Regions from separate parts of the Homo sapiens genome. Here all the other regions are linked to region 1. A link is a loop called in an ENCODE intact Hi-C map of the cell type or tissue named here. Cell type or tissue: dorsolateral prefrontal cortex. All regions are shown on one strand. Each heading gives the region's core, and the rest is flanking DNA. Links, peaks and the distances in the headings are about the cores only. Region 1 overlaps PPP2R2C (protein phosphatase 2 regulatory subunit Bgamma). Region 2 has its middle 19 kb from the start of WFS1. Region 3 has its middle 5.6 kb from the start of WFS1. Region 4 overlaps C4orf50 (chromosome 4 open reading frame 50).

Region 1 (8,106 bases), core at 1,519-6,518:
CCAACACAGTGCTAGACCCTGGACCCAGAGAGAAGGAAGAACCTCGGCCTCACCCTCGAGGGTCCCAGACAGACAGGAACACAGTGACCCTCAGCTTGGTGGGGCTGCAGCCCAGGGGCCCAAGGGGAAGGCAAGGGTCACCAGGAGGACACGGGGGCTGGGGAGGGATGAGCAGGGCCCCAGGCGGGAGTCAGGTAGCCTTGTCTAACCATCCTGTGTGCAGTGAATAGCAGGCCCTTCCTCCCAATCCTGCTTCCCCTAGTGCCACTCTGTTTTCCTGTGTAGTCCTTGCCACCATATTAGTCAGATGGCTCAGAGAAACAGAACCAACAGGATGGGGATAGAGACTGAGAAAGAAGGGAGATTTGAAGGAATTAGCTCACGTGGCATGTTCTAAATCTGCAGAGCAGGCGGGCAGGCTGGTGACCCAGGGGAGAGTGACTATGCGAGCCCACACGCATCTGTTAGCGGAATCCCCCGGTCCTCAGGGAGGTCTGTCTTTGTTCTATCAGGGCCTTCGACTGATTGGACAAGGCCCCCCACATGATGGAGGGCAGCCTGCTTTACTCAGTATATCAGCTTAAATGTTAACCTCCCCTACAAAATGTCTTCACAGAAACACCAAGTATCTGGGTACCTTGGCCCAGCCAAGCTGACACACGAAATTGACGTTCACACCACCCTTCACATTTTCTGTGTTCGTTGGAGTTGTTAATTTCAACTCCTGGGAGTTGAAACCAGGCTCCATGGCACCCAGTTACCTTCCCTTCCGCACCCAGAGGGCAGAGCCCGTGCCCTGTTGTCCTGGCAGCTCCAGCCTCAGCAGAGGGCTGGCACTCATGCGGCCCTCCGGGTACAGGGCTTGTAGGACCGGCTGCAGTCAGGTGGATGCAGGTCCTGGGGTGTCACCCTCTCTCCTGTGGGGTACGGGAATCCTGGGGAAGGGTCCTGGTCAGCCTCTTAGAGGCTGTGTGACCCTGTGAGCCTCAGTGCCTCGTGCTGTGGATGGATGAGAAACCTCTGTGGGTTCCCTCTTCCCCTTTCTTGATGGCCGCCACCCTGTGTTCTCGGAGATCATTACCCTCAAAAGGCCTGCCCTGCACTTAATGCCAGAACCACTGTGAGGTTCGCCCTCTTATCACTTTAAGTTTGAAGAAACTGAGGCTCAGAGAGATGAAATCACTTGTCCAAGATCACACAGCTGGGAGGGCAGAGCCAGGATCTGGACCCCAGGTGGTCCTGGCCCCTGTGCTGTGAGCGTTCTGTTTGTCACAGTGGACTCTGCTCCCTGGTGCTACTCCCGTCTCTGGCCACAGCTCAGAGGTCAGCCGTGTGCCTGGTCGTGGGCCCCCGATAAGATGAGCAGGGCTGTATTGGGCTGTGTCACGGTGGAGGTCAGCCGTGTGCCTGGTCGTGGGCCCCCCGATAAGATGAGCAGGGCTGTATTGGGCTGTGTCACGGTCGGGGTCAGCCGTGTGCCTGGTCATGGGCCTCCCGATGAGATGAGCAGGGCTGTGTCGGGCTGTGTCAGAGCATTCAGACCCTCGCTGAGATGAGCAGGTCTGCGCTGGGCCATGTCAGGGCATGCAGACCCTCGCTGCTCTTTGAGACCCTTCTTGTGGAAGGGCCAGGATGGTCGGGACGCCCCGTCCACTCACCTCATCCCTTATCCCACCAGGTCCATGACTACCTTCGGAGCAAGCTCTGTTCCCTGTACGAGAACGACTGCATTTTCGACAAGTTTGAATGTGCCTGGAACGGGAGCGACAGGTAAGCCCTGACCTCAGCCCGCACCTCACCTCACCGTAGGGAGGGTTTCTGCCCTGCAGGGGTCTGGGCTGGGATTCCGGTGACCCGCAGCATGGGGCTACTCAGCCTCAATGGGTCCAGGTGTCTGGGTGAAGCCCACGCTTTCCAGAGCAGGTCCAACTCTCAGCGCTCAGATTCAAGGGGCAGGACATGAAATTCTTCATCTTCTGTCACTGAACCTCACAGCCACGTTGGCGCCTGCCCTATGGGCAGTAGTGGGAACATGTTTAGTTAATTCAGGGTCCCCGGTGATGTGCTCCCCTCTCCCAGCTTGTCGGGGGCGAGGGCTATAGCCCAGCACCCGGTCACCATCATCCATCCACACCTGTATGTCCTGAGACAGCCCTGCACCCCTGTGGCTTTGACCATCGGTCTACTCACCCCTCCTCCCATCACCACTACTGTCTCCCTCTCTTCCTGGTGACACCCCACTCGGGCCCGCTGAGGCTCAGGGGCACCTTGGAGCTCCTACACCCTCCAGGGCTTGTCACAATCCACAAGTCCAGCCGTCTCTCAACCCCACCTGCCTGGAAAGTGGCGCCCCAGTGCCAGAAGTGAGTTCCTGTGTCTCCCTAGCCTGGGCTCAGCCCAGGGCGGGCATGGACAAGGGGGCTGTGGCAGGGGCTCCTGACCTGACCTCTACCCGTGGGTCCTTACCTCTGTGTCTCTTCTCTGGGATTCTTCCTCCATTCTGGAGGTGGGAAAATCCCTCTTCTGCCCTCCCAAATCACATCAGCTTTGTGCTCAGGGTCCTGCCAGGCGTAAGATTCTGAAATGGACAAGCCTACTCTCCATCTGTGAGTTTCGATCTCAGAAGCTGAGAGGTGGCCTCTCAGTGTCTCCTACAGCTGCTTCCTCAAGGACAGGATGCCTCTTTGTCCAGCCGCCCAGATTCAGAAGTGGGTCTCCAGATGATACACAGTGTGGAGATAAAGACTACACTGGCTGCTAGATCAGAATACCACCTGTCAGGAGCCCATGTACTGTCACCTCCTCCCCGCAGTCCTGTCCAGTGTGGTGGGCAAGGAGGGTGGAGTGAGAGCCAGCAGCCCTGACTTGGGCATCACCTGGTGGGGGGCTGTCCACCCTGTGGATGGCATCAGTCAACATGACAGGTCTGGGCTCTCCCAGACCTCTGAGGGTGGCTGGCACTGTGGTGGTCATGTGAGAGCTGCCGCACTATGACTCTCTGTGGCTCTGGGCATAGGGCTGGGACCATCAGGGTTGGTGTGTGGGATGAGGGGAGGGCTGGACATGGCAGAGACAGGACCAGGAGGGAGCCCCCTGGAAGCAGGGCTGGATCCAAGTGGGGGGCCAAGTCATTGTGTCCAGGGAAGGAGATTTCTGAGAGAGTTGCCAACATCCTGGAGCTCCCCCAGCCCGCAGGGGTCTCTCAGCAGAGCCCGAGCTCAGGCAAGGGGCTGGCATGGTGATCACAGGGGGCCACTAAAGGATGCTTAGAAAACCAGGATGGAGGCCCGACCCGGGGCTGGGCTGGCACAGCTGGGTCAGCAGGACACAGGACCTTCTCTCTAGGCCCTGCCCCCAGATAGATCCCAGACACCCCCAGCAGACAGGGCTCCTCCCATGCTGCTGAGCTGCATTTGGGGTTCCCTGGTGCAGTGGGTCCCAAGAGGGTCTATCCAAATCGGACGAGAGGGACCTGCAGCTGTAACAAGCTGATTCCAGCTTTTATGTGCGTTTTGCGGGGTAGGTCCCCGCTGGCTGCGACCCACTGCCCGTCCTTCCTTCAAGCTGCCACCAGGGGGCACCCGCGGCCAGGTGATGCCTGCTCCCAGGACTGGAGAAGCCGCCAAGCATCCCCAGGCTGACAGTGGTGTCTAGGCCTGGGCTCTCCTGTCCTGCCTCCCACCCGCCACTTCCTGCGTGCACTTTACACGCCAGCCACGCCCTGTCCTAGTGGTCCCCCACCCGCCTCACTGTCTCTCGCTCCACAGCTGGCTCTGCTCTGCCCGGCTGGAACCTCTGTCCTTGTTTGCCTCCCGCAATGGGTGGGGTGCCCTGGGGGGCTACTATGACTCAACCTGTTCTGAGCCCTTCACTGGGGACCTCAGGTGTGTCCAGTGGCTGTGGGTGTTTCTAGAAGGCATAGAGGTGTGCCACCTCCCAGTTCACTTTGAGCACTGTTCTGAGAACAACATGCCCCATGGTCAGGGGTCCCAAGATAAACAGACCCTGGGTCCTGCCTTCCAGGGCCTCAGAGGCTCAGGAGAGAAGCAAGGATTCCCCCCAGGTTCCCACATCCTTGCAGACCAAAGCAAACTCGAATCCTGGCAGGCTCCCAGTTGCTGCCCTCTTATTCCTGGTGACCCCCTCTGACAGTTGGTCCGGCCCGCAGAGCGCCGCTGCTGCCGCGTGGTGGCTGCCCGATGGCCCCTGCCGTGGGGCTTCCTAGCACCGGCAGAACGCAGATGGGCAGCGTGCTGTGGAGAGGCAGCAGCTCTCCTGCTGGACTCTCTCAGTCTCTGGTCCACATTCTACCCTCGCCACCGTGTGCTTGAGGAAGCCCCTAAGTCAGCTCGGCTGGAAAGTGGTTCTAGGAAACTGGCCTTCGTGGCCGCTTTGGGGATGAGACCATGTGTGATGCCTTCAGCAAGATCCCAGTTCGTATGCGCAGGGGTGCCGCAGTGATCCTGCGTGGACTATCCTATTGGCAGGCCTGCCCTTCCCCAGGTTACCTACCCGGAGGAATCCCGCAGGCCCTCCCACAACAGGCTTCAACGCCCCCTCCTCCATGAAGTTCTCCTTGATCTGTCCTGCCTGGGGGGAGAGATTTGTGCCAGCCGAGCGTGCTCGGGTGCGGGAGTCAAACACACCTACACTTGCTCTGAGGAGTCCTGGGCAAGGCTCCCCCAGGGGCCCATGCTGTATCCCTAGGGCTGTTTTTTTCTCTCCGGCCGTTTTCTTCTCTCCATGCTTCCCCATCTCCGCTCCTCCCTGCTTCTTCTTACACACTGGCCTCATCCTCTCCCTCTTCAGAGATGACCCCCAAATCATTCCCCTTTCCATTATCCTCAGCCAGCCAACCCCTCCCAGGGACTGTGTAAAACTCTCATGGAAGGATCTGATTGGCTCTGTGTGGGTCACTTGCCCACTTTTTGCACCAATCAGCATGGACAGGGATATCACATGCCCAAGTTGGCCAGGCCAAGGGGCGAGGAGAGCACTGTGATTGACCGCTCACAGGGATAGGGAGTGCAGTGGCGCCATCTCGGCTCGCTGCAACCTCCGCCTCCTGGAGTCAAACACTTCTCCTGCCGCAGCCTCCCAAGTAGCTGGGATTACAGGCGCCACGGGTGGCGAGGGCAGGAGCCTTTCTTTCCCCAAAGGAAAGAGGAGCGGAGCACTGGGGCTGAAAGCAGCCGGCGTTGTGGTCCCACATGCAGATGAGGCTAGGAGAGGTGAAGCAGCTCCCCTGCCCTTTTCCCTGTTAAGGGAACCTTCTGGAATTTAAGAAACCTGCCTGAATGTGAGGAATGGCTCTCATGGTGGTGCGGCCTGGTGCTCTAGGATGAGAGGGGCCCCTCCCTCTCCCCCAGAGCACGTGTCAGCTGAATTCCACACCCGAACAGGGGGAGGATCAGGAACTGTGTGGGTTGCAAATGACTTTAATTATGTCGCTCTCCTTCCACTAAATGGATCAGAAGAACCAGCATTGTGTGAAATCACCCAGGTTCATTCTGTGAACTGTTCCCTGAAGAACAAAGGGGGCTGCCTCCCCACTGTGCTGGCGCGGGGAGGGTGTGGCCTCCCCCAGTCAGCCTGTGGCGCCTGGGCAGGGCCCTTCTGTGGGACTCGTTCACCCGGCCCCCCTCGCATGCTGCTTCCCTTGTCCCAGGCTCTGAGTCACATATAAAGCGGGTGCGGCTTTGGTCACATGGACGATTAGGATCGAGGAGTACCTGGTAAATAACAAGAAGCAAAGTGCCTCAAGCCCAGCACTGTGCGGGGTGTTCAGCCTATGTCCCCTGATTCACGCTCACCAGGGGCTGCGTTCCCTTGTTGATCCCAGTTCTTATAGAAAACTAAGAGAGTGCGCATGTCAGGGTAGGGCAGAGCTGGGATCCGGACCCAGGCGGACTGGCCAGAGCCCAAGCCCCTGACTGCAGTGCCGGAGCTCACGTGTGAGCTTTTGTCCTCTGTGCATAACCCCTGGAGACCCAGGGATCCACCTGGTTCTGTCACAGAGCAGTGTCACCCTCAGGAAGCCCAGCTCAGCTTCCAAAAGGAAACAGGATTTCCTCCCTGAAGAGCCTTCAGCAGGACAACTTCTTTATGGTCGCTTTTCGTAACATCCTCTTCCTCCCCAGTTACCTTGCACCTCACAGCTGCTCCAGGGCCCTGCAGAGGCCAAACCCCAAAACCCTCCCTCTGGGCGCAGGCCCACAGAACTGTGCTTTCTCTCCTGCCTCTTACTATGTGGATGAACTTACCCTTCCTCCCACCGGCAGGAACCCCTTCTCCTTAGGAGCAGGGAGAGCAGAGAAATGGTGTGGAATTCTCTTTAGCGGGACGGTGAGGGCAGCGAGCCCCTGCACGTCAGCACTGCTCGCCCCGACCCTCATGGCGATGCATGTTTGTTTATTCGCCCGAGTCCTCGGGACAGGCGGGCCCCTGGAGGGAAGCAGGGCCTGGTGGTTTTCTGTCCCAGCTGCTTCCATGTCTACCTCCTGCTGTGGTTGCACAGTCTGTTTGGAAGGCCAGAGCTTTCTCTCCTGGACTAACAGAAATTACAGGAGGGTCTTTTCTTTTCTTTTCTTTTCTTTTTTCGAGACGGAGTTTTGCTCTTATTGCCCAGGCTGGAGTGCAGTGGCGCGATCTTGGCTCACTACAACCTTGCCTCCTGGATTCAAGCAACTCTCCTGCCTCAGCCTCCTGAGTAGCTGGGATTACAGGTGCCCACCACCATGTCCAGCTAATTTTTGTATTTTTAGTAGAGACAGGGTTTCATCATGTTGGCCAGGCTGGTCTCAAACTCCTAACCTCAGGTGATCTGCCCGCCTTGGCTTCCCAAAGTGCTGGGATTACAGGTGTGAGCCACCACGCCTGGCCAGGAGGGTATTTTCATGATGATTGGGGCAGAGGATAAAAAGGATCTTAGCTCCTGGCCCCAAAGTCTGCATGTTGGTGGCAGCTGACATGTGAGGGGGTATAAGAGACCCCAAGATACAGGGGAATAGAGGCAGGTGTGGTTTCCCTTTCCAGGGAGTGATGGCTCTGTAGGCTCTGGGATTGCTTTTTCATTTGTTTGTTGTTTTGGGACAGAGTTTTACTCTGTCACCCAGGCTAGACTGCAGTGGTAAATCACAGCTCACTGCAGTCTCTGCCTCCCCAGGCTCAGGTGATCCTCCTGCCTCCCCAGGCTCAGGTGATCCTCCTGCCTCAACCTCCTGAATAGCTGGGACTACGGTCATTTTTAATTTTTTTTTGTAGAGGTGGAGTCTCGCTATGTTGTCCAGGCTGGTCTTGAACTCCTAGGCTGAAGCAATCCTCCCACCGGGGCCTCCCAAAGTCCTGGGATTATGGGCGTGAGCCCCCACACCTGGGCTTATTTCTCGAGAAGGGGCTTGTGCTCCTCCTCACCTGATGCCTCTCCTTCTCCCACCAGCGTCATCATGACCGGGGCCTACAACAACTTCTTCCGCATGTTCGATCGGAACACCAAGCGGGACGTGACCCTGGAGGCCTCGAGGGAAAGCAGCAAGCCCCGGGCTGTGCTCAAGCCACGGCGCGTGTGCGTGGGGGGCAAGCGCCGGCGTGATGACATCAGTGTGGACAGCTTGGACTTCACCAAGAAGATCCTGCACACGGCCTGGCACCCGGCTGAGAACATCATTGCCATCGCCGCCACCAACAACCTGTACATCTTCCAGGACAAGGTAAACTCTGACATGCACTAGGTATGTGCAGTTCCCGGCCCCTGCCACCCAGCCTCATGCAAGTCATCCCCGACATGACCTTCACGACCGCAATGCAAGGAGGGGAAGAAAGTCACAGCACTGATGAGGACAGCTGCAGAGGTGGCAGTGTGTGGACACAGGAAGTTTGGGCCCCCTCCCTGCCCCAGCTTTCCTAGGCCAGAATTGTGTTTGGCAGTAATTGTCTGTTTAAAAAAATAAAAAGGAAAGGAAGCGTTCACCGCCACAAATCATAAAATGGACATGACTGTGGAGTCTTACAGTTCAGGGTTCTTTCATTCACGTCCCTTCCTGTCTCGGTCTGCGGTCTTTACCACATCAATAGGACTTTTTATGCGTCCGGGTTAATTTTTCACTC
Region 2 (8,106 bases), core at 1,721-6,720, 76 kb after region 1:
CTGGGGAGAGTGATACCACAGGCTGGATGCAGGTTGGATCCCTGAGTCACCATGTGGAGGAAGGTGGCCCATCAACCAGGAGTACCAGCTTGCACTGTTAGGGAACAAAAATGAACTTCTGTTTGCCAAGCTCCTGCAATCTGGGGTTGATTTGTTGCCGCAGCTAGCTTTGCCCCATCTGACACACAGACAAGCCTGACTTCAATCCCGGTCTCACCCTCTGCTAGCCAGCTTGCCTTGGGCAAGTGCCTTTCCTCCTCCCAACCTTGGTTTCCCCATCTGTAACACAGTAGTAATATCTGCCTCCAAAGGCTGCTGTGAGGAGTACATACGGTAACTAATCCAGGCGCAGTGATCAGCACAAAAGCTGGCACCCAGTAAGCAGCCTTAACCAAAGTTAATTTCCCTCTCTGCAGAACCCACACCTTTCCCGGGCCACCACACACCCTCTGCCACTCCTCCACTGGGGGCCAGACATGACTGCACACACTCACATAGGGCTTTTGTGGAGCTGACTAGGAATTATCTGAATAACTCAATGTCTAACAATAAACCAAGAGGCACTCACAGTTATTGAAAGGAGACCAGAATGACAAACGTATTCTTGGCCTCTCTCTAGGGCATGCTGAACCCCAAAATAAGCATTCTTCCAAGTCTCTGCACTGGTAATTCTCAAACATTAGTGTGCAAACGCATCTCTTGGAGATAGTGTTACATTGCAGATTCTATGTCAGTAGGGCTTAGGGGCTGCAATCTTGCTGCTCAAAGTGCCATCTGTGGACCAGTGGTGCCAGCATCACCAAGGATGAGCTAGAAATGCAATCTTGGGCCCTGCCCTGGACCTGCCCATGGGAATGTGCATGTTAACCCAACCCCCATCTGATTCCTGAGCACAGTCACATTTGAGTCCTGTGCTCTAAAGTGACAGAGTTCAGACTTTGAGAGTCTGAATGAGGCAAGGTAAGGATTTTCATAGCTCTGAGAGAGGGTTCTCCTGAGAGGGGACAGACATGGCGTTTGCACGGACTCACACGCTGTGGTATGAGACACATGATCACACTCACTCATTTCTCTCATAAATCTTCACTTCCTTAGAACCTACCCTCCCGTTAGACACTAGCTGTGTCTTCTTCAGCCTGACGGTCCTCTCCGGAAGGTGCGCGTCTGTCTCTCAGCCCAATTCAAAGAGGTGGGAGAGGCGGCCACAGCCTCTGTCGGCCTGCTGGGCACCTGGGGCTATAGAAGAGGGACCGAGGCTCAGCGAGATTAAGTGACCACATCCCACAGCTACTATGGCTGCTGCAGGATTTGAATTTAGGACGATCTCGCTGGGCCCTACTCCCAGCGAGACAAATTAACACAAAGCCCCAGGGAGACAAATTAACCCAAACCCCTGGAAGAATTTTAAAAGCAGAAGCTCAAGCCCCCCACCCCAACACAGATTTTGATTCCGTTGGTCTGGGTGAGGCTACCCAGAAGGCCCTGCTGGGTGGCTTGGGGGCCTGTGCAGAAGGCCAGGTGCACTGCTCCATGATGGCAAAACCAGCCCAGCTCCCTGCTCTCTTGCAAGGGCTCAGCATCTGGTACCAGAGCAGGAGATGCTCACAAGTGAGAATTTCTGTAGGGGTCTACAAAGCAGGTGCTTTCAAAAACAGTGCTCAAAGAAAGTGGGAATTGAGAGGCAAACGAGGGTGTTTCTACCTGGGGTGCAGGAAGGAGCAGGCACGTGGCATTTGAGCTTAGCTTTCGTGAACATATAGGCGTTCTCCGAACACAGCTTGCAGGGAGGGGCTCAGGTAGATGGAATGGCATCTGCAGGGGTTCAGGTTTACGGAAACGGGTCACCTCCCATGGTCTCCCCACTTCCTCCCCTGTCTGCCCTCCAGGCTCACCGGAGCAGCCAGTGATGTCTGGGCTCATCAGTCCTTGGACAAAGCCCTCCAGGAGCTCTGTCTTCTCAATGTAAAAGCCAAAGTCCTTCCAATGCCCCCAAGGCCTTGCGTGGCCTGGCGGTGTCACCCGTGGGCCCCATCTCCCACCTCCACTGTTTTTTTGCTCACTGGCCTCAAGCTGGCCTTGCTGGTCCTGGAACATGCTGAGCCTACTCCTGCCTCAGGTCCTTACACTTGCTGTTCCCTCTGCCTGGATGCTACACAGCCACGCCCAGAGTTCATGATCCCAACACATGTGCCACCTTCTCAGACACCCTCCCTGGCCACCCTAGGGGACACTGCAGCCCTCCCATCCCGTCCCCCTTCCTTCCTCCCTGCTGGGTGCCATAAGCTTAGCTGTTGATTTCTTCGCCTGCCTCCCATTAGAACATGAGTCCAAAGAGGGAGGGCTCCGTTTGCTCACCATTGCCCCCGAGTGCCTAGAGCACTGCCTGGCACCCGGCAGGGGCTCTATAAATAGAGATGGAAAGAGGGAGGTGGGCGGGCATGCGTGGGCTTAGGTGGGCCCAGCAAGAGATGCCCTTGGGCAGGACAGCTTGGTGTGCATGGCCAAGGAGGGTGGGTCCCAAGCCAAAGGCATTGAACACCAGGCTGAGGAGTGAGGATGCCACCTGCTGTATCACCCAGGCAATAGGGAGCCTCTAAAGGCTTTTTCTTTCCCCCAAGATGAAGTCTTGCTCTTGTCGCCCAGGCTGGAGGGCAGTGGTGGGATCTCAGCTCACTGCAACCTCTGCCTCCTGGGTTCAAGCGATTTTCCTGCCTCCCGAGTAGCTGGGATTACAGGTGGGCACCACCACGCCTGGCTAATTTTTGTATTTTTAGTAGAGATGGGGTTTCACCATATTGGCCAGGCTGGTCTCGAACTCCTGGCCTTGTGATCCGCACGCCTCGGCCTCCCAAAGTGCTGAGATTACAGGCTTGAGCCACTGTGCCCGGCCCCTAGAGGCTTTAAGCAGGGGAGTGGCCTGGTCAGAGCCATGCTCTGGGATGGTATGGCCTACCACTGTGGCCCAGCAGGCTTGAGGGTCCCAGTTAGTGCCCCTGGAGCCAAGCAGAGGACTGGACAGGATCCAGCGTGGGGAGGGAGCCCTCCCTGCTCTTGTTACCTTGGCAGAAACCCCGAGAACACTAGGTCCGTGGGCAGCCCCTGCAGGCCTGTCCTGCTCTGCTGGCCAAGGCTTGGAGCTCTGCCTGGGGCAGGAGGTGCCCATGAGAATGCCAGGGAGTGCGAGCTCCCCCAGAGACCCAGGCAACAAGCACCCACTCGACTCCAGGGCTCAGAGCCCTCGCTAGGATGCCGTCAGCATTTGGGCTGCTGCCTTTTGCACTCCAATACTTGAGTTCAAGTCCTGGCTCCACCACTGACTCCGGGCTACAGGGACCTGGGCTATAGCCATGTCCTCCTCTGAACCTTGGTTTCCCCATCTGTGAAATGGCTGGATTTGTGCCCTCAGCTCTGCCCTCTCTTACCTCGCACCTCCCTACCCATGCCCAGAGCCTCCTTGACACAGACAAATGTGCCATCGCCTCTGGAATGCTGGGCACCTTAACAGTCCAGGCCTGCCAGACACTCCAAATTCTAGGGCCTCCCAGGGCCTTAAATGACAGGAAGAGAAGGCCATCTTATCTCTGGAGACAGAAGCTTGGGGCTTGGTTCTATTTCCCTGGCAAATTCTGGGGCACAAACCAGAAAGCTGCAACAGGAAAAGACCCATACTATGCAAGCCTAGGCTTTAAAACCGAGAGGGACCCCGGGAATCTCGCGCGCCAACTGCCTGCACTTTAAGGATAGAGGCACGCGGGCCAGGAGAGAAGTGACTTGCCCAAGGTCACCTGGTGGCAGTGAGTGCCGTGCAAGCCCCAAACCCCCCAGTCCTGGGTTCCCACATCCCTGCAGGCTGGCTCAACTGTAGGGCCTCCGCTGTGGAAATCAGTCCTCCGACCTCAGATCTGGAGGCCCATGGCCAATGCACATTTCCGATTAAACATGCCTTTGAGGCCGGACACGGAAGCTCGCACCTGTTACCCAAGCACTTTGGGAGGCTGATGTGGGAGGATCACTTGAGCTCAGGAGTTCGAGACCAGCCTGAGCAATATAGTGAGACCATGTCTCTACAAAAATGAAAATAAAAAAATTAGCTGGGCATTGTGGTGCACACCTGTGGTTTCAGTTACTTGGGAAGCTGATGGGGAGGATTGCTTCAGCCTGGGAGGTTGAGGCTGCAGTGAGCTATGATCATGCCACTGCACCCCATCCTGAGTGACAGAGCAAGACTCTGCCTCAAAAAAACAAAAACAAAACCCCCCAAACAAACAAAAAACCCAACCCTCACCTTGGCCCTCCCAAAAAAAACCCATGCTTTTGAGGAGGTCAGCAGAAAGCTCTTGTCTTTGGGGTGGGGATCGGGGGTGTAGAGGAAGATTTGACTCTTGGAGGTAACTCCCAGCCCTGTTTGTGACATTTTATTTTTCTCTTTCCAAGCTCCTGGTTGGCAAATCAAACAACTAATCACTTGACTCTTGTGCCCTCTAGTGGTCACTCTTTGAATAGCAATAGTTAGGACTAAATTTAAACGGCAAAGTACTCAGGTAATCCCCAAGCCGTTTGTCTAGGGCCACGCTTCTTAGACACTCCCAGGCCTACAGATCATCTTGGAATATTATTAAAATGCTGATTCTTTCTCAATAGGTCTGGGGCGAGCTCTAGATTCGGCATTTGTAACCAGTTCCCAGGTGATGTCGATGCGGCTGGTGCTTAGAGCACACTTTTGCGTCGGGAAGAGATTCAGCACTTAAGAGCCACCTACATTCCCCTCTATGCAGGTGCCCACAGGAGGCGCTTCCCTGTGCCATCTCACTACCTGACGTCAAAGAAAAGGTGCAGAGGTGACTTCCCCAAGGACGCATAGTGGTGAGGCAGGGGTTTTCACCAAGGATCTTTTGATTCAAAGCCAGTACTCCCCACATGCACAGTAACATATCGGAAGACATTCTATGTTAGCAGATATCACAGACAGCACGGCACAGTCCACTCGGAGCTCAGAGCTCTCCACCTGCTGGATCATCCCTTGCTGCATAATTTGAAAAGCCCAGTGCAAAATAAAAATTCAGGCCCCTTATTCAAAAAGCAGGAGGAAAGTGCAGTTACAGGGGTGAAATAGAAAGCTTTTCCCTTGAAAAATTTATTACTTATGCAATGTAATAGGGATAATAGTGATGCATGAGTAACAACATAAACTTACAAATTTGTCAAAATAATATTTTGGGTGTGATTATTTATACAATAAAACAAATAATACTTTATGTGATAACTGGATTAGAAGCTTTCCCTGGCTCACTTTTCTGCAAATTCATTTATTAGGTTATCAAAGCTTACACTTTTAGCAACTTTGTTTTCAATCGATATAATTGAATGTGACATCAGTTGCTGTTGGCAAATACAAGCTCACAAATCATTTTAGGACACTTTCCATTTTAAGAAGGACCTTTCTGCTGATGCATTTTTTATTGGAGCTATTAAGAGTATCTTATAGGCTATAATAACTTTGAGATACATTTTTTATAATTTTGAAATACAAATGTTGGTATATCTAGAGCTGATGATTCTTGCAGAACAATTTTTCTAAAAATATTTAACTCTTTATACAAATCATTTTTATGTGAATCTGAATTTAATTTTAAATGTAGACAGACAGTGGTATTTTAATGTTTCATGGCTGACCTTCCTGCAACCTGTGGGGGTTATACAGAAAACCAGCGGTGGCTTTAAGGATTGAATGCACTATAGCGTAATTGCCCGTTTATGCCTTGTATCACTGTATCTTGAATTACAAGGGGAATTTAATTTTAAAATCATCTTCCTCATTAATAATTGTATCATCAAAGCTCAGTACGAAAATATTGTTCTTTTGGTCAAACGTGACCATCTTTATCTTTAATTTCTATTTCTAAGCTTTTGGATATTTGTTTATTATAATGTTGCAATAGTTTTTGAAACCAGAGATTCTAAACTTGTTGGAGAGTTCCCGTAACTCCCAATACGCTTTATTACAGTGTCCCTGTGTACACTTCTGTTTTGTAATAACTTATAAAGTTTACTGCTTGAGCCCTGGCAGTTCCCATCCTGGCCTGAGAGTTCCATATTTATGCAGGGGCCGCAGGAGCCACAGGGGCTGGCTCTTGGGATGGAAGGGCTGGCCGGCCCCCCACTGTGGTCTAGGCACTTCCCGGCGTGAAGAGAGGAAATAGTTCACGGCTCACGACTTCAACTTGTCTGGCCATAAAAGTGGGTCGTCAAATTTAAAGGGTCTGTGATGAGGATTGTCTAAGATTTTAAAGCTGCATCCCATGCTTTATTAGGAAGTCCTGAAAGCAATTCAGTGGGCTGTGTGCAGTAGCTAAAACATATGAAATAGAAAAGAAAACAAAGGGTCAGAGCGCACCTCTGAAGTGGAGTAAATATTGTTGGGCAAGGGCTTGGTCTTAGTTATATCTGTGTGCTGGGCCATATGTAAAATTCATTTCTTACCATGCCTCCTGTCCCAGCAGGGTGACTGAGACTGTGATGCCACAGCTCTGCTTGCTCTGTTACCCCTAGTGATTTGGTTTCCTGGGGCACTTTAAATTTGGCCAGAGAAGAATGTCCTGCTGAGGCTTGGGACCCAAGCTCCAGGTGCAGGCCAGGCTGGCATCGACGACCCGACCCACTAGGAGGGGGCGCATGTGCACCAATGTCTGTGTCTGTCACTCCTCTCTGCTCCTCGACCTCACCCGCAATGCTGAAGGCCCAGGTTTGGCTGTTTCATCCCCAATGACCCAGAATGGTGGCCCTAGGTCCTGTAAGTGCGGGCTCATTGGGTGGAGATGTGTGGGCGCCTCAGCTGGGGGGCTTGCTTGCTGGCCAGACATGAAACCCAAGGCCCGACCTGAACCCCAAGGTGCACTGTGAATGGAATCACTTTAGCAATAAGGCTCAACCACAGGGATTACACGAGACAGTCAGCCCAGGCATGGCACATGCCAGGCAGTCCATCTGGGTTTTGTTATCACTGCATCTCCCAGCATTGATCCTGGGAGAGTGACTGTCAATAACAACATGAATAACTAGGTCTAGAGCCCCTGCAGGATACAAGCATCACACAGGGCACTTTAAAAAAATGCATCTGCTTTCATCCTTGCAGTAACCCCGTCAGGTATTGATATCCCATTTTATACATCTGAAACCTGAGGCTGAGAGAGGGAGTGCCCTGCTCAGTGCCCCACCTGAGCTAAGGTGGAGATAAGATTGAGTGTGGGGACTGGGCGTGTCTGCTGACATCGAGACTGGAAGTATTAGATCCCCCAGCTATTCTAACTCGCTTGTGGCAGTGGGGAAAAAAGGCGAAGGGGTGGGCTTCAGGTCCTGCAGGCTTCTGGAGGTAGCACCAAGGCCAGAATTAACCCTGCCCACCATCTGCAGGTAAATCCTTCCTCTTGCTGCCCAAGACACGCACTGCACCTCCTGGACCATGGCACTGCTCCCTCCTCACTTGGAAACTGCCACTTTAGTGTTATTCTGTGGAAAAGCCCTGTCTCAGTTCCAGGTGCCTGGGGATAGCTACTACCAATTTGCTGTGTGTCTGGGAGGACCCCTTTCCCCCTCTGGGCACCTGTATTTCCTATGGTGACAGGAAGGGGCTGAGCTAAATGAGCTACATAGTCAGTGTTAGGGTTGCCAGATAAAATACAGGATGCCCAGTGTGATGGTTAATACTAAGTGTCAACTTGATTGAAGGATACAAAGTATTGATCCTGGATGTGTCTGTGGGGGTGTTGCCAAAGGAGATTAACATTTGAGTCAGTGAACTGGGAAAGGCAGACCCACCCTTCATCTGGGTAGGCACCATCTGATCAGCTGCCAGTGAGGCTAGAAGATAAAGCAGGCAGAAACATGTGAAAGGAGAGACTGGCTTAGCCTCCCAGCCTCCATCTTTCTCCCACGCTGGATGCTTCCTGCCCTCAAACATCAGACTCCAAGTTCTTCAGTTTTGGGACTCGGACTGGCTCTCCTTGCTCCTCAGCTTGCATTTGGCCTATTGTGGGACCTTCTGATCATGTGAGTTAATACTTAATAAATTCTCCTTATATATAGATCTATCCTATTACTTCTGTCCCT
Region 3 (5,000 bases), core at 1-5,000, 63 kb after region 1:
CTATCTTTTCTAGGACACCTGTCCTCATTCCCCCAAGAGCTGAGCTCTGCATGTTGCTGCTGAGTATTGAATGAATGAATGGATGGATGGATGGATGAATCACCTATGCAAGGACTTCATATAAGCTCTTTCTTGCCCATAGGACAGTGTCCAAACTCTTTAACCTGACATCCAAATATACCCCCCACAATTCAGTCCTTTGATGTCTGCCCATGATTTTCAGACTCTGCATTCAAGTTCTTGGCCCACTTCCTTCCCTACACCTATTTAAAACCTACTTCCATTTACTCAACAAACATTTAGTGACTTTTGGCCAGGCGTGGTGGCTCACACCTGTAATCCTAGCCCTTTGGGAGGCCGAGGTGGGTGGATCACTTGAGGTCAGCAGTTCGAGACCAGCCTGGCCAACATGGAGAAACCCCATCTCTACTAAAAATACAAAAAAATTAGCCGGGCGTCATGGCACATGCCTGTAATCCCAGCTACACAGGAGGCTGAGGCAGGAGAATCGCTTGATCCCAGGAACTGGAGGTTGCAGTGAGCAGAGATCATGCCACTGCACTCCAGCCTGGGCGACAGAGTAAAACTCTGTCTCAAAAATAATAAGAATAATAATAAAATAAATAAAAATTAAAAAATATAAACATTTAGTGACATCCTGCCTGTTCCAGGCATTGGACTACATGCCAAGTATTCAAAGAAAATGAGGACAGAGGCTTGGTGAGTTGTCATTTGAAAGACAGCAGAGTGTGGCGGTTTACAGGCTATTGGTGTACAAGGCCCCCAAAGAGATCACTTCCTGGAGCCTGTGAATGGTACCTTATTTAGAAAAGGGTTTTTGCAGATGTGATTAAGGATTTTGAGAAGGGGCCATTAGCCTGGCTTATCTCCTTGCAGGAGAGAGGCAGACAGAGATTTGACCACACACGGAGAAGTTGATGTGGACATAGAGCAGAGAGAGATTCCAAGACGCTGGCATTGAAGATAGGAATTATGTGGCCACAAGTCAAGGAATGCAGGCAGTCCCTGGAATCTGGAAGAGCAGGGAACAGATTCTCCTTGATTTTTGCCCAGTGACACTGATTTCAGACTTCCGGCCTTCATAACTGTGGCAGAATCCATTTCTGTGGTTTAAGCTACTGAGTGTGGCAATGAGTTTTTAGCCCACTGGGTTAATGAGATAAGAACAACATGGGCCAGGCATGGTGGCTCACGCCTGTGATCCCAGCACTTTGGGAGGCCTGGAGGTGGGGGGTGGATCACCTGAGGTCGGGAGTTTGAGACCAGCCTGACCAACATGGTGAAACCCCGTCTCTACTAAAAATACAAAATTAGCCGGGCTTGATGGCGCATGCCCGTAATCCCAGCTACTCGGGAAGCTGAGGTTGCGGTGAGCCAAGATCACACCATTGCACTCTAGCCTGGGCAACAAGAGCGAAACTCCATCACACACAAAAAACAACAACAAAAAAACAACATGTGCGGCTGGTTGGGCATGGTAGCGCACACCTGTCATCCCAGCACTTTGGGAGGCCAAGCCAGGGGGATTGCTTGGGCCCAGAAGTTCAAGACCAGCCTAGGCAACATGGCAAAAACCCATCTCCACAAAAAAATTTAAAAATCAGCCAGACGTGGTGGCATGTGCCCATAGTCCCAGCTACTCAGGAAGCTGAAATGGGAGGATTGCTTGAACTGGGGAGTTTGAGGCTGCAGTGAGCCAAGATTGCACCACTGCACTCCAGCCTGGGCATCAGAGTGAGACCCTGTCTCAAAAGAAGAGAAGAGAAGAGAAGAGAAAAGAAAAGAAAAAGTAAAAGAGATAAGGAAAGAAAAAGTAAAAGAGATAAGAATAGAAAAGAACAGAACATGTTTGGGCATGTCGGCCACACATTGGACTTCTAGCACAGCGAAACCCTAGGACTAGCCTTGTCAGCATCCCTGGGAGCCAGGCCCAGGAATCTGCATTTTAACAGGTTCCTGGGGGGTTTGTGAGACATAGGAACATTTGAGACCCATGAGTATAAAGCAGTGTGGTTCATAGTGTGATGGGTCCACCAGACCAGCAACATCAGCATCCAGCATTCCTCAGTCACCTGGACGCCTGTTACGAATGCAGAATCCCGCGCCAACCATGGACCTCCTCAGTCAGAATTTGCATTTTAATAAGATGCCCTTGGGATTTGCATGCACATTAAGGTTGGAGCCAGTGGTGGCATATGCCTGTAGTCCCAGGTACTCGGGAGGCTTGGGCAGGAGGATTGCTTGAGCCCAGGAGTTCAAGACCACCCTGGATGACATAGTGAGACCCTGTTTCTAAATAAATAAATAAAGCAAGCTAGAGAAGCCATGCTGCAAGCTGGAGGTGCTTAGCTCAGGCTATGCACATAGCGCCACCTGGAGAGCTTGTCCTGCCCAGGCCAGCTGGACCAGAAGTCTGCATTCTATGGGGAGTCCTGGATAGGGGTGCAGCAGAGGAACCGCATGGGTGCCTTTGCAATTTAGCAAGGTCTGGAGCTCACTCAGGCCATGTGCCCCATCCACTGCCTCTTTCCTGAGGCCATCCCACCAGGCCTTGACCACATCTAAGGTAGGAAGCTCTCTTTGCTGCTATACCCCGACAGATCTTCCTAACACAATGTGACACACGGGGCAGCCTCCCTCACTGTCCGAGGGTCTGAGGGTATGGAAGCTTCCCAGGATCACACACCCTGCAGCTGCTGGGCCGTAGAGCCTCTGGGCTCCCACCCCCCTCCTTCGTCCTCTCCCACTTCCCTGCTCATATCCCACCCTGGGCCCACCACTCCTCCCTCCTTCCCAGTGTTCCCTTTATAAACCTGAGTTCCCTGCCCACTCTACAGTCTCCTTGGAATCACAGCCCAAGTGGCTGGAGTTGTGGCTGGTGGGGGTGTCGTGGGGGGCTCGGTGCTGGTCACACGGCTCTGTGTCACCAGGGCTGGTGCCACATCAGAGGCCTACGCCTGCCAGCACCTCCACACACACCCCCGTGCACACACCCACCTGCCACACACACACACTGCATTGTCGCCGGGTAGTTCTGAGCCCTCCCATGGGTCTGAGTGGTGATGTGCTCATCTCTGAAGGCAGAGAGCGAACGCCACTTCACAGCCCACAGACGAGTCACCAAGTGCACTGGGAAGTTTCATTTGGGGAATTAAAAAAAAAAAAAAGCCAGGATGCAAAAGCAACTTTGAGGCAGAAGAAGGAAAATGCCCGTGTGGGGAGAGACGCTGTTCCCAGGCCTGCCTGTGTCCCAGTCATGCCCCTACATCACTGAGCAGTGCCAGCTGAGATCCCCCACCTCCCCCAGCCCTCACCTTCGAAATGGGCCCAGCCTGCCCTGGATGCAGGGAGACCATGACAGCAGCCAGCATGGGGCCTGGGCACAGGTCTCAGGTCCCAGGGCTGTGTCACCAGGACTGGACACAGGACACGGCAGCAGCAGGGGCCTCATTTGCTAAGTACATCAATGTGCCCACACCGTGCAGCTGTCATTTCATGCTGAGTCTCTCTTACAAATGTCAGTCACTGGCAGGAAGGGGCAATCGTTCAACACCTGCTACCCGCTCCCTCACAGGTCTCACTGGGTGCCCTGGTGTGAGGTGGAAGGGTCTAAGGCACACAGCCCCGTACCTGCCCTGGAGGGGCTTGTTAGGTCCGGAAGCTGGAAACCCCAGCCACTGTTATTCTGGGGAGGGGCTAACCAGAGGAGAAGTGATGACAGCCTGCGGATTCCTGGCAGGGGGAGAAATTGCAGCAGGTGATGGTGGTCAGGGACGGCTCCCTGGAGGAGGTGCTGGCTTTATTCTGCCCCCTACTCCCCCCAGGTTTTTTTTTGAGATAGGGTCTCACTCCGTTGGAATGTAGTGGTGTGATCTTCCTAGGCTCAGGTGATCCTCCTACCTCAGCCTCCAAAGTAGCTGGGACTACAGGCACACACCACCACATCTAGCTACTTTTTGTATTTTCTGTAGAGAAGGGGTTTTGCCATGTTGCCCAAGCTGGTCTTGAACTCCTGAGCTCAAGTGATCCTCCCATCTCTCTCTGCCCCCCAAAAGTGCCAGGAGTACAGGTGTGAGCCCCCACACCCAGCCGCCCCCTACCCCTTTTTAATAGACCTTATTTCTAAGGGCAGTTTGGGATTCCCAGCAAAGCTGAGTGGAAAGTGCAGACAGTTCCCGTAGATCCCACACCTCCCCATGCAAAGCCTCCCCACACCTGTTCCAATGGATAACCTGCATTGACACATTGCTATCTCCTAGAGCGCAGCATTTACATCGGGGTCCACCCTGGGCATTGTGCATTCTGTGGGTTTGGAAAAATGTAGAATGACGTGGACCACCACTGCAGCATCATACAGAGCAGCGTCACTGTCCTAAGGCTCTTGACACTCCACTGCTTCATCCCTCCCTCCCGCTGCCTCCTGGCAACAACTGATCTTTTCCCAATCTCCATGGTTGTGCCCTGTCCGGAATGTCACAGAGTTGGAACGGTGCAGTGCGTAGACTTTTCAGCTTGGCTCCCTTCACTCCGTGATATGCGGCTCAGTTTCCTCCGTGGCTTTCCATGGCTTGATAACTCATTTCTCTTTATTGCTGAGTAATAGTCCATTGTCTGGATGGACCACAGCTTACGTATCCACTTATGTATCTACTCACCTCCCGAAGGACACGGTGATTGCTTCCAAGAGGCACTGACTTTAAATCAGGGAACTGAGCATGGGGAGGGGCTATGACACGCTTAGGCAATGTCGTTAGACCTGGAGCAACTCATTGGACCTCCCTGGGCGTCAACTCAGTAAATCCTTTGCCCCAAAGGGTTATTGGGAAGACCTGGGAGCTAACCTGCGTGGACGTGGAATTGGTGGACATCAGCTTCCTCCATAACCACACCACAGACCATTACCATCCCTTCCTGAATACTGATTACACCTGGTGGCCCATTAAATCCACCTGACAACCTGGGAGGTAGGATCGTCCTCA
Region 4 (8,106 bases), core at 1,994-6,993, 330 kb after region 1:
GGCCTGCGGTTACCAGCTCCTGTGTCCCAGCAGCCTGTGGATGGGCTGGGGAGACTCAGAGAACTGCAGTGGCCTTGTGCAAAGGGCCATCTGGGGACGGCTGTCTGGGCCAAGGAGCTGAGAGCCTTTACCTAGGTCTGCTGCAGGGCAGAGCAGGTGGGTGAAGCCCCCTGTCTGGCAGAAGACCTGGGATGTGAGAGGAGGTGAGGGGAAGGGGCTGGCTTTCATCTTGGGAGCTGCCCATCTGTTACTCACTTAATCCTCAAGCGACATGGCCAGGTAGGTGTCCTCCTGTCTGCTTCATAGAGGAGGCAGAAGGCTCAGAGATGCAGTGTCCTGTCCAGGGTCACACAACCAAGGAGTGAGGCCCCGATGTAATTCCCATTCCCTGCCTTTCCTTTCATATCCACCCAGCCTCTTGGGCTGGGAGTTTCCCAGAGGCAGCGGTGGGTGCTCATGCAGCTGAGAGCCGCCCTCCAAGGACATGAGGATGGCACCAGCAGCGACCCTGAGTCAGGCTGCCAGGGATCTGAGCCCACCTGGTGGGGGGAAGCTCTGGGGCAGGAGAGCATTGTCTGAGTGGGCAGGAGGGGCCCCAGCCAGCCACAGGCCTAGGGACAGAGTGACAGCAGCAGGCAAGGTGTTCCCAGCTGGTTTGGAGCTAGCTGCTGCAGGTAAGGGCCAGATCACCTGGGGTATTCCCGGGGCTGCAGGTTGGGCCTTGAGGAAACAGGCAAGGCACAGCATGTTATTTTCCTGGGGCTGCTGTAACAAAGTACCTCAAACCTGCTGACTTAAAACGGCAGACATTTATTCTCTCCTAGGTCTGGGAGCCAGAAGTCGGAAATCAAGGTGGCAGTGGGGCCATGCTTCCTCCTGAGGCTCTAGGGGACAGTCTGCTCCTTGCCACACCCAGCTTCTGGTGGCTCCTGGCAATCTTTGACTTGCAGACGCATCACTCTGATTTCTGCCTCCATTTTCTCTTGGCCTCTTTCCTCTGTGTGTCTGTTTCTGTGTCTCTTCTCTTCTTATCTGGACACCAGATCTTTATTGGATTAGGACCCAGCCTAATCCAGTATGGCCTCACCTTAATTTGATCACATCTGCAAAAACACTATTTTCAACTAAGGCCACACTCTCAGGTACTATTTCTTTTGGGAAGGCACAATTCAACCCACTCCACAAAGTTATGTGGCAGATGACGGCTTATGGTCTCTTCTCCTCCTCCAGGTATTCCCTGACCCCAGGAGCCTCTTTTGTCCTCCCAGGGCCCTCACATGCATGGCTGTCAGTGCTGGGCTGAGCCTCCCAAGGGCAGGGCTGGGGCTGGGTGTGCTCTGCCTTCCCGGTGTTTGCTGAGTGCCGCAGGCACACTGACATGCTATACATTTATTTATTCATTCATTTACTTCAGCCAAAACATGCATCTTGCAAGACAGGCACTGTCCTCTTTATTTTCTGCTGCATTCCCAGCACTAGCACAGTCCTTGGCACAGAAGAGGTGCTGGGTGAATATTTATTAAGTAAAAGGAGGAAGGAGGGAAGATAGCACTGACTCTCTGTTATCAGAGCCTGTGTGGGTTGAGGCCCCTTTTCAGCCCTGTGAGGCGGCAAGCAGATGATCTGGCTTCTTGGCTCGTTTAGGACACTAGTTTCTTGGGACATGCCATCTCCCCTGTGGATTTCTACTGGATGAGAAATAGCGGTAATTGTCTCCCTGGTGGTGTCAGAGGGAAGAACCCAAGAGACCGTGATTGCAGGAACCCGCTGAACAAACGCTGGATAACATTCTCAGCATAAAATATCATGGAACACGAACTCCTGACCTAAAGTGACCAGCCTGTCCAACATGGTGAAACCCTGTCTCTACTAAAAATACAAAAATTATCTGGGCATGGTGGCATGCGCCTGTAATCCCAGCTACTCGGGAGGCTGAGGCAGGAGAATCGCTTGAACTCTTGGGGGCAGAGGTTGCAGTGAGCTGAGATCGCGCCATTGCACTCCAGCCTGGCAGAACGAGACTCTGTCTCAAAAAATAAAAGAAAAAAATGTCATTGGGTAATCACTGATTCTGCCTTCCAGCAGTCTAAAACCATGGCCCTTGAAAAACCAGGTTAGGAGAATTTCGACTAGCAAGAGGCTTGCTTTGGCTGTGTGTGTGTATCCATTTTATCATGGCTTTTGTGTTTCTGGTATCACTTGCTCTAACTTCCGGTGGAGGTGGGCTCTCCTGCCACTTACCGATGGGTTGCCCTTGGAGGGGACTCAGCACCGCTTCCTAATAACATCCCTTTGGGGATATGGGTTTTAACGGATGAGTTTTGGGGGGACATGAAAATTCAGACGGTAATATGGTGGGACCAGGATTTGCCCTTTGGTGAGCTGATCCCATAGCTGTGTCGCACGCCCTGTTTCTTCAGTAAATACTGGTCAACAGGTCAACAGTCAGGATTTGATGGTACCCACTTGGTGCGTGTGCTTGGCTCCAGTCTGAGCTCAGTACAGGGGCTGGGGAGTGAGACAAGACCCTGCCCCACAGGATGACAAAACAGATTGGGTGAAGGAGGTAGGGGCAGAGGAAAGGCAAGGAAATGAGCCCTGTGGAGTCCGTGGGTCACTGGGGGAGGACCCTGGTGTTGCAGTGGGGGCTGGACCCAGGCTGCAGCATGTGACAAGGCTGCCAGTCTCTGTCCATCTCTCAGAAGGAAGCTGATGGCCCACAAACAGCATCTTGAGGTCAAAAAGGGCTGCCTGGAAAGGAAGAATTCCTCCTGAGAGGGCCACTGGGAAATGTGAAGAGCTAGCCAGCCACCAGCTCTCAGGTTGAATGCAGCCTGGAATTTATAAATTAAAGTGTTAGAACCCATCGATAAGGAACTGCAAAGCCAGATGCGGCTCTTCATGTCTTGGTGGAAATTGCATGAGCCTCAGTGGCCATGGCTGTGGCTTCCAGGCCTCTGCACATCTGTGAAGTCGCAGAGTCCAGAGAGCATCGCATGCTGTGTGACTGCCCAAGGCTGCCAGTGCATCTTCAAAGGACTGGGAGTGACCCAGGAGGACCGAGAGCCACACGCAGGTCTTCAGCACCTTGCTCTGGACAACAGTGGTGACTGTCAAAGGATCTCCCTCCATAAGCACCCCACCATGGCTGCCCACGGCCTCAGGATCAAGTTCAACCTCCTATCCACGGCATTCAAGGCCCCCGGTGTTCTGCTCCTTCAAGCTCAGTCCCCCATATGCCACCTTAGTCACACTGAGCTGCAGGTCCCTGAGTGTGCCAGGCTCTTCTGCCTTGTAAGCCTTGCCTGTGTCTGGAAGCTTCTAGTGCCCACCCCCACTCAGGCTGTTGGAAAGCCTTGCTACTTTCTCTTTATTTGTTGGGAATGTTGCTTTCTCTGGAAGACTTCCCTGATCTCACGTCAGCTCAGTGCCCCCGAGGTGACATGAGCCACCTCTGGTGGCCCTGATGTTCACTGTGCCCAGATGCCCACTCCCTCAGCTGTGTGCCCCTCATCATCAAAAACTGGTTCACTTTAGCTCTATTCCCAGTCCCTGGCCACCAGCTGTGAAATGCTTGATGAGTGAGTGCCTTGAGGCATCGGTGAAGTTATTTGCTCCACTGCCCACGGGAAAAGGAAGCTTCTGGCTGAAGGGACTGCTTCACAGTGGCAATGCTGGGAAGTGAGGCATAGAAATGGGGAAATGGTGGGGAGGGTCTAGTCCCAGAGATGTGTACCACAGATAGAAAATCATCACGAAAGCCGACTTTCATCAACTTTTGGAGTGCTTATTGCCTGCCCAGCGTGGTAATGTGTTGCGTTCCCCACAACAAGCTTATGAGGTGGTAGAGTTATGGATTCTCATTTTGCAGAGGAGAACACTGAGGAAGGGAGGTAAAGTCACTTGCCCAAGGAAGTGGAAGCAGCAGTATCTGAAAGGAGGCACAGGCTTGGCCCCACCTGCAGTGACCCCTTGGCTATGTCTGATGTGCTCTGGGAGCCATGGTGTGAACTATGGCAAAGGCAGTCATTATAAAAGTGTGTTTCCTTTGCTTCATATTCACAAAGCACTTTCCTAAACAGGAACTCATGAACTCTGCAAGGTAGCCGGGGCAGTGCCCTATCCACAAACCTGTAGTCTGGAGGATTCCCGTAACTTGCCTGGGGTCATATGCTTCCTCCCGAGGTCACATGTTTTAGAGCAAGTTACTTGGAACCTTGATCCCCAGAGGAACGGACCACTGCAAGGACAAACCCTGATGTGGGGAGGAGTTTGGGGACAGGGTTTCTGCTCAGGGTAAAAGGAAGTAAGAACCATTCATATTTGGCAAGACAAACGTGGTTTATCTGCAGATGGGTCTGAATGCTTTCCCATGAGTGTGCACTGGGCACCTGCCATGTCCCAGGTGCAGTGAGCCAGGCATGAACCTTGCCCTCCAAAAGCTTATAGAGGAGACAGACACAGGTGCAAACCATGACACTACAGTGATGCTACGGCAGAGGGCAGCACAGGGCTGTGCCTGGCCTGGAGGGTCCCAGAGATGCTCGTGCAGAGAGATGAAAAGCCAGGCTCTTAAAAAGTCCTTGTCCACTGTCATCCCAGAGCTGAGATCACGATCCCACGTCAGGGGCTTCAGGAGTGACTGGATGATCCCGCCAGCCTCTATGCCCTGGCAGTGTGCGTAGAGTGACCCCTGGTGGCAGCTACGTGAATCTCTTTGTTGCTGGGTGAATTGCAGGCAGCCTTGCTCACTGCTTGCTTTTGTGCAGAGCAGGGTATTACACATTTGTTTCTCTCTCCAGCAGCAAGCAAGAGCTTTTAAAAAAAAAGCAGTGTCAATAATGTCGAAAAATAAAATAGGCAAAAGGGATGAACATGCAAATAATGTAAAAGGAAGTACAAAATGGCCAGTGGTCTTAATAAAAAAATATGGACAGCTCCATTAGTTAAAAAATAACGCCAGTGAGAAAAATCTCAGGATCCCGTTTTCTTCTGTACATCTGTCAAAGGTTAAAAGGGCCTGCAGCCGTGTGGTGTTTGAGCTATCAGGAGTATAAATGAACATATCCCTTTGGAAGGGCTGTCAAGCAGTAAGTATTAAATGCCTTTAAAAAAGGTTTATGCCTGAGTCTCAGCCATTTGACTTCCACAAATATATCCAAAAAGTGATTGGAGGTGCAGAAGAGTCATGTACAGTCATGTTTATCTCAGCTCTGCTTATAGTTGGTAAAAATTCGTAACAACCCAACTGTCCAATAAGAGGGAATTGATTTGATCTGGAACTATCTCCCTTTTTTCCTCTCCCTTATAGCAGAGAATATTAGTTAGCTATAAAAACCACACTGCAGAAGATCCTGTAGAGAAATGATCCTTCTATATCATTAAATGCAAAATTCACAAAGTAAAAATTTACATTTTGTATAAATAGAACTTTCGCAATGTCTATGCATAGGAAAATGTCTAGGCATAGAAAAAAGCCCAGAAGGGCCTCTAACACATTCATGTTTATGCCCGGATATCCTGATATTTCTCATTTTCTTCTTTTTGCTTATAATTGCACATGAAAGCTGAGTCCAGATTAAGTTACAGGCAAATGTTTTCTTGAGGGTTGAAATGTAGGATGGACTGATAGAGCAGGCAGGGAGGCAGAAAGTTCCAGATCAGGTTTAGAAACCTGAGCTCTGCTCCTGTGCTCCTGTCGACTTACTGTGTGACCTTGGACAAGTGACTCACCCTCTCTGAGTACTGCCTTCATCGGTTGTGACATGAAGGGGTAAACTAGACAATGGGCAATGTTTCAGTACAGCGTTGTCTTCTAGGTTGTGTCCGCTGGATGTCACTTCCTCGAGGCAGGGATCTAGGTATGTTTATACGTGGCCGTGTCACCAGCTCCAGAACAGGGCCTGCCACATAGTAGATGCTCAGCGAGCATTTTTTGAATTGCATTGAAGTCAGCCTGGGTATGATAACAATCCAAAAAATATACCACCAGTAACCATTTCTACCTTCTGCGCTACGGAGTGGTCTCCACGCTGCCTACCCAGCCTCTCCCTTTTTCTATTTATCTAGTCCTTCCTCTTCCTTCGACTTCTCTCTCTTCCTGCTTTCACTTTGAATTTCTGTCTCTTCCTTTCCCTATCCTATTCCCTCTCCTTTTCCTTTGTCATTCACCTTCTTTCACTTCGTTTCTTTGATGCCTTCTTTCTCTCTCATTTTCTCTTTTCCCTCTCACACTCCAATGATGATTTTAAGCAGCTGACAAAGTGTGCAATTCTGGTTGAGTGGGAACCAAATGGATAAAGACAAGAGGCAGCTGAATGGGACCGTGAGAACGTGGGACAGCTGCAGCAGCCAGCAAGGCCCTCTGGGTGCAGGCAGGTGGCTGTCAGGACAGGATGTCGCTGCCCAGGCCCTCAGGGTTAATAGGTTTGGGTTGAGGCTCCTGCACTGGTTCTTGTTTAAAGCTTCTGGGTGACTCCATGATGTGGCCCATGCTGAGGCCCCTGGCCTTTGAGAAGAAATGGACAAGACCCAAACCATCATACAGATCAACAGGAGGCCACCAACCCAGAGTGGGAGGAGATGAAGGCCAAAGAAGGCCTCATTAAAGATCGGCCTTTAAGCAGGTCCCAGAAGGGGAGGAGGTTGACCAGGCAGAGGGTGGGAAGAGAGGTCCAGACAGTGTGCAAAGGCTCTGAGGTGCGGGGAGAAGAGTTCCTTCCAGGAGCACAGACGTGGGTGGTGGTAGCGGGGTGGAGGTGGGGGCAGTGAGGCCGGCGGGGGTTTCTCTTTCAGTGTAACAGGAAGCGTCGAAGGGTGAGAAGCAGGGAGCAACCAGATCCAGTTTCCATTTTAGTGCCATCGCTGGGGGCTGAGCAGTGCGTGGAAGGGAGGGGCCTGGAGCAACAAGCAGAGAAGGCTTTGCCTGCAGCAGGCAAGCGATCCAGGCCCCTCCCAAGAAGGATGTGACAGCCAGGTGTCAGGAACAGCATATGGGAAGGTGCAGAGGCCGGGGAGAGCACGGACGCGCTGGGACAGGCAAGCAGGTTGCTGTGAGGGGAAGCTGGCGCAAAGCTGCAGAGGTGGGAACAAGGTGCCCAGGCAGCAATGACAGCCCATAGATGGGCACCAGCACCTAATTTCAGCATTCGTGCTGACCCTGTAGCCAGAGGGAAGCCAAGGGAAGCCTGGGTGATCAGCGGGTCTCCCTGGTAGCTGCAAGAAGAACCTGAAGGAGGTAGGAGGACCAGCCAGGAGTCCGATGCTGGGTCTGCTGAGAGAAGGTGAGGACCTGGGGAGCAAGTGAGAAGGGGACAGGGCACTTCCCTGTTCACTTCTGTTTTCTCCTGGCCTAGAGCCACACCTGGCACACAGCAGGAGCCTAATAAATGTTTTCTGAATGAATGCACTCGTCAATCTAAAACATCTACTTTTCCCAGGTTCTATCTGTCCACCCAATGATGAAACATTTATTAAGCACCTACCGTATACAGGCTAGGATGAGGGTGCAGACAGAATGAAGCCAAGTTCTCTTCCTAAAGGAGCTCACAGTCCAGTGGAGTAGTAGGTATGTGAGGCAGCCAACAGCACCGGGCTGGAGCACTGCAGTGGAAGCAGCCAGGGCTGTGGGAACCCAGAGGAGACCTGTGCCCAGCCCCTCGTGAGTGGTGGGTGACAGCTGAGTGTGTGTGTGTGTGTGTGTGTGTGTGTGTGTGTGTGTGTGTGTTTCCAGTCCCAAGCCTCTCCCCTGTGGCAGGGAGGAAGGAGCTGCCTCTGAATTATCCTGACCTGCAGCAGGGCGGCAGCTGGGGAAGCTCCACACTGTGGAGAAGTCCAGGGGACAGGGCGCTGCCAAGGTACCGGGCAGTCGCATTTGGAGCTTATTGACAGTTGAAGGACAGGACGGTCCAAACCCCCTGGGCAGACACCCTCCTCCCTGGGTGGGACATGGAAAGAACCTCTGCACAGGAAGGGTACCTTCTTCCAGGGTGCCCTGGGCTGTGTTCGGGGTGACTCACTGCCCCCACCCAGGGAGGAGGCCCTGGACCTCTGCACAGGAAGGGTGGAGCTGGGAGCCTTTGGTGCCCTTTAGGGCAGCAGTCCACT

Evidence for each region. A loop is a pair of places that touch in the nucleus more often than their neighbours do. Peaks named below come from ENCODE experiments on the same cell type or tissue, not always from the same donor. Only the 100,000 strongest peaks of a DNase experiment are listed, where the experiment ranks them.
Region 2: a loop joins it to region 1, with 8 times the contacts of the local background. A loop is called at or near these places in 109 of 110 quality-filtered maps.
Region 3: a loop joins it to region 1, with 3 times the contacts of the local background. A loop is called at or near these places in 106 of 110 quality-filtered maps.
Region 4: a loop joins it to region 1, with 12 times the contacts of the local background. A loop is called at or near these places in 46 of 110 quality-filtered maps.

The regions. Positions count from the first base shown.
Region 1 is chr4:6,322,926-6,331,031 of GRCh38, reverse strand. PPP2R2C (protein phosphatase 2 regulatory subunit Bgamma) reads left to right here. Exons shown (of 9, transcript NM_020416.4): 8 at 1,679-1,770; 9 at 7,439-8,106. The coding sequence ends at 7,730. Among named protein-coding and RNA genes, the nearest start is that of WFS1, 57 kb to the right of the region's middle. RefSeq lists a silencer at 3,463-3,512. In dorsolateral prefrontal cortex, for the core only: CTCF peaks have their summits at 3,354 and 3,562 (motif pointing right); a DNase peak (open chromatin) is centred at 3,581; H3K27ac peaks cover 1,986 bases.
Region 2 is chr4:6,247,277-6,255,382 of GRCh38, reverse strand. No RefSeq gene overlaps it. Among named protein-coding and RNA genes, the nearest start is that of WFS1, 19 kb to the left of the region's middle. In dorsolateral prefrontal cortex, for the core only: CTCF peaks have their summits at 4,279 and 4,479 (motif pointing left); a DNase peak (open chromatin) is centred at 3,162; H3K4me3 peaks cover 368 bases.
Region 3 is chr4:6,261,758-6,266,757 of GRCh38, reverse strand. No RefSeq gene overlaps it. Among named protein-coding and RNA genes, the nearest start is that of WFS1, 5.6 kb to the left of the region's middle. RefSeq lists enhancers at 1,126-2,325, 3,114-3,892. In dorsolateral prefrontal cortex, for the core only: a CTCF peak has its summit at 2,391 (motif pointing left); no DNase peak of the experiment used is centred there; H3K27ac peaks cover 967 bases.
Region 4 is chr4:5,995,095-6,003,200 of GRCh38, reverse strand. All of the region lies in intron 3 of C4orf50 (chromosome 4 open reading frame 50), which reads left to right. Among named protein-coding and RNA genes, the nearest start is that of C4orf50, 19 kb to the left of the region's middle. In dorsolateral prefrontal cortex, for the core only: CTCF peaks have their summits at 4,483 (motif pointing right) and 4,684 (motif pointing left); a DNase peak (open chromatin) is centred at 4,690; H3K4me3 peaks cover 478 bases.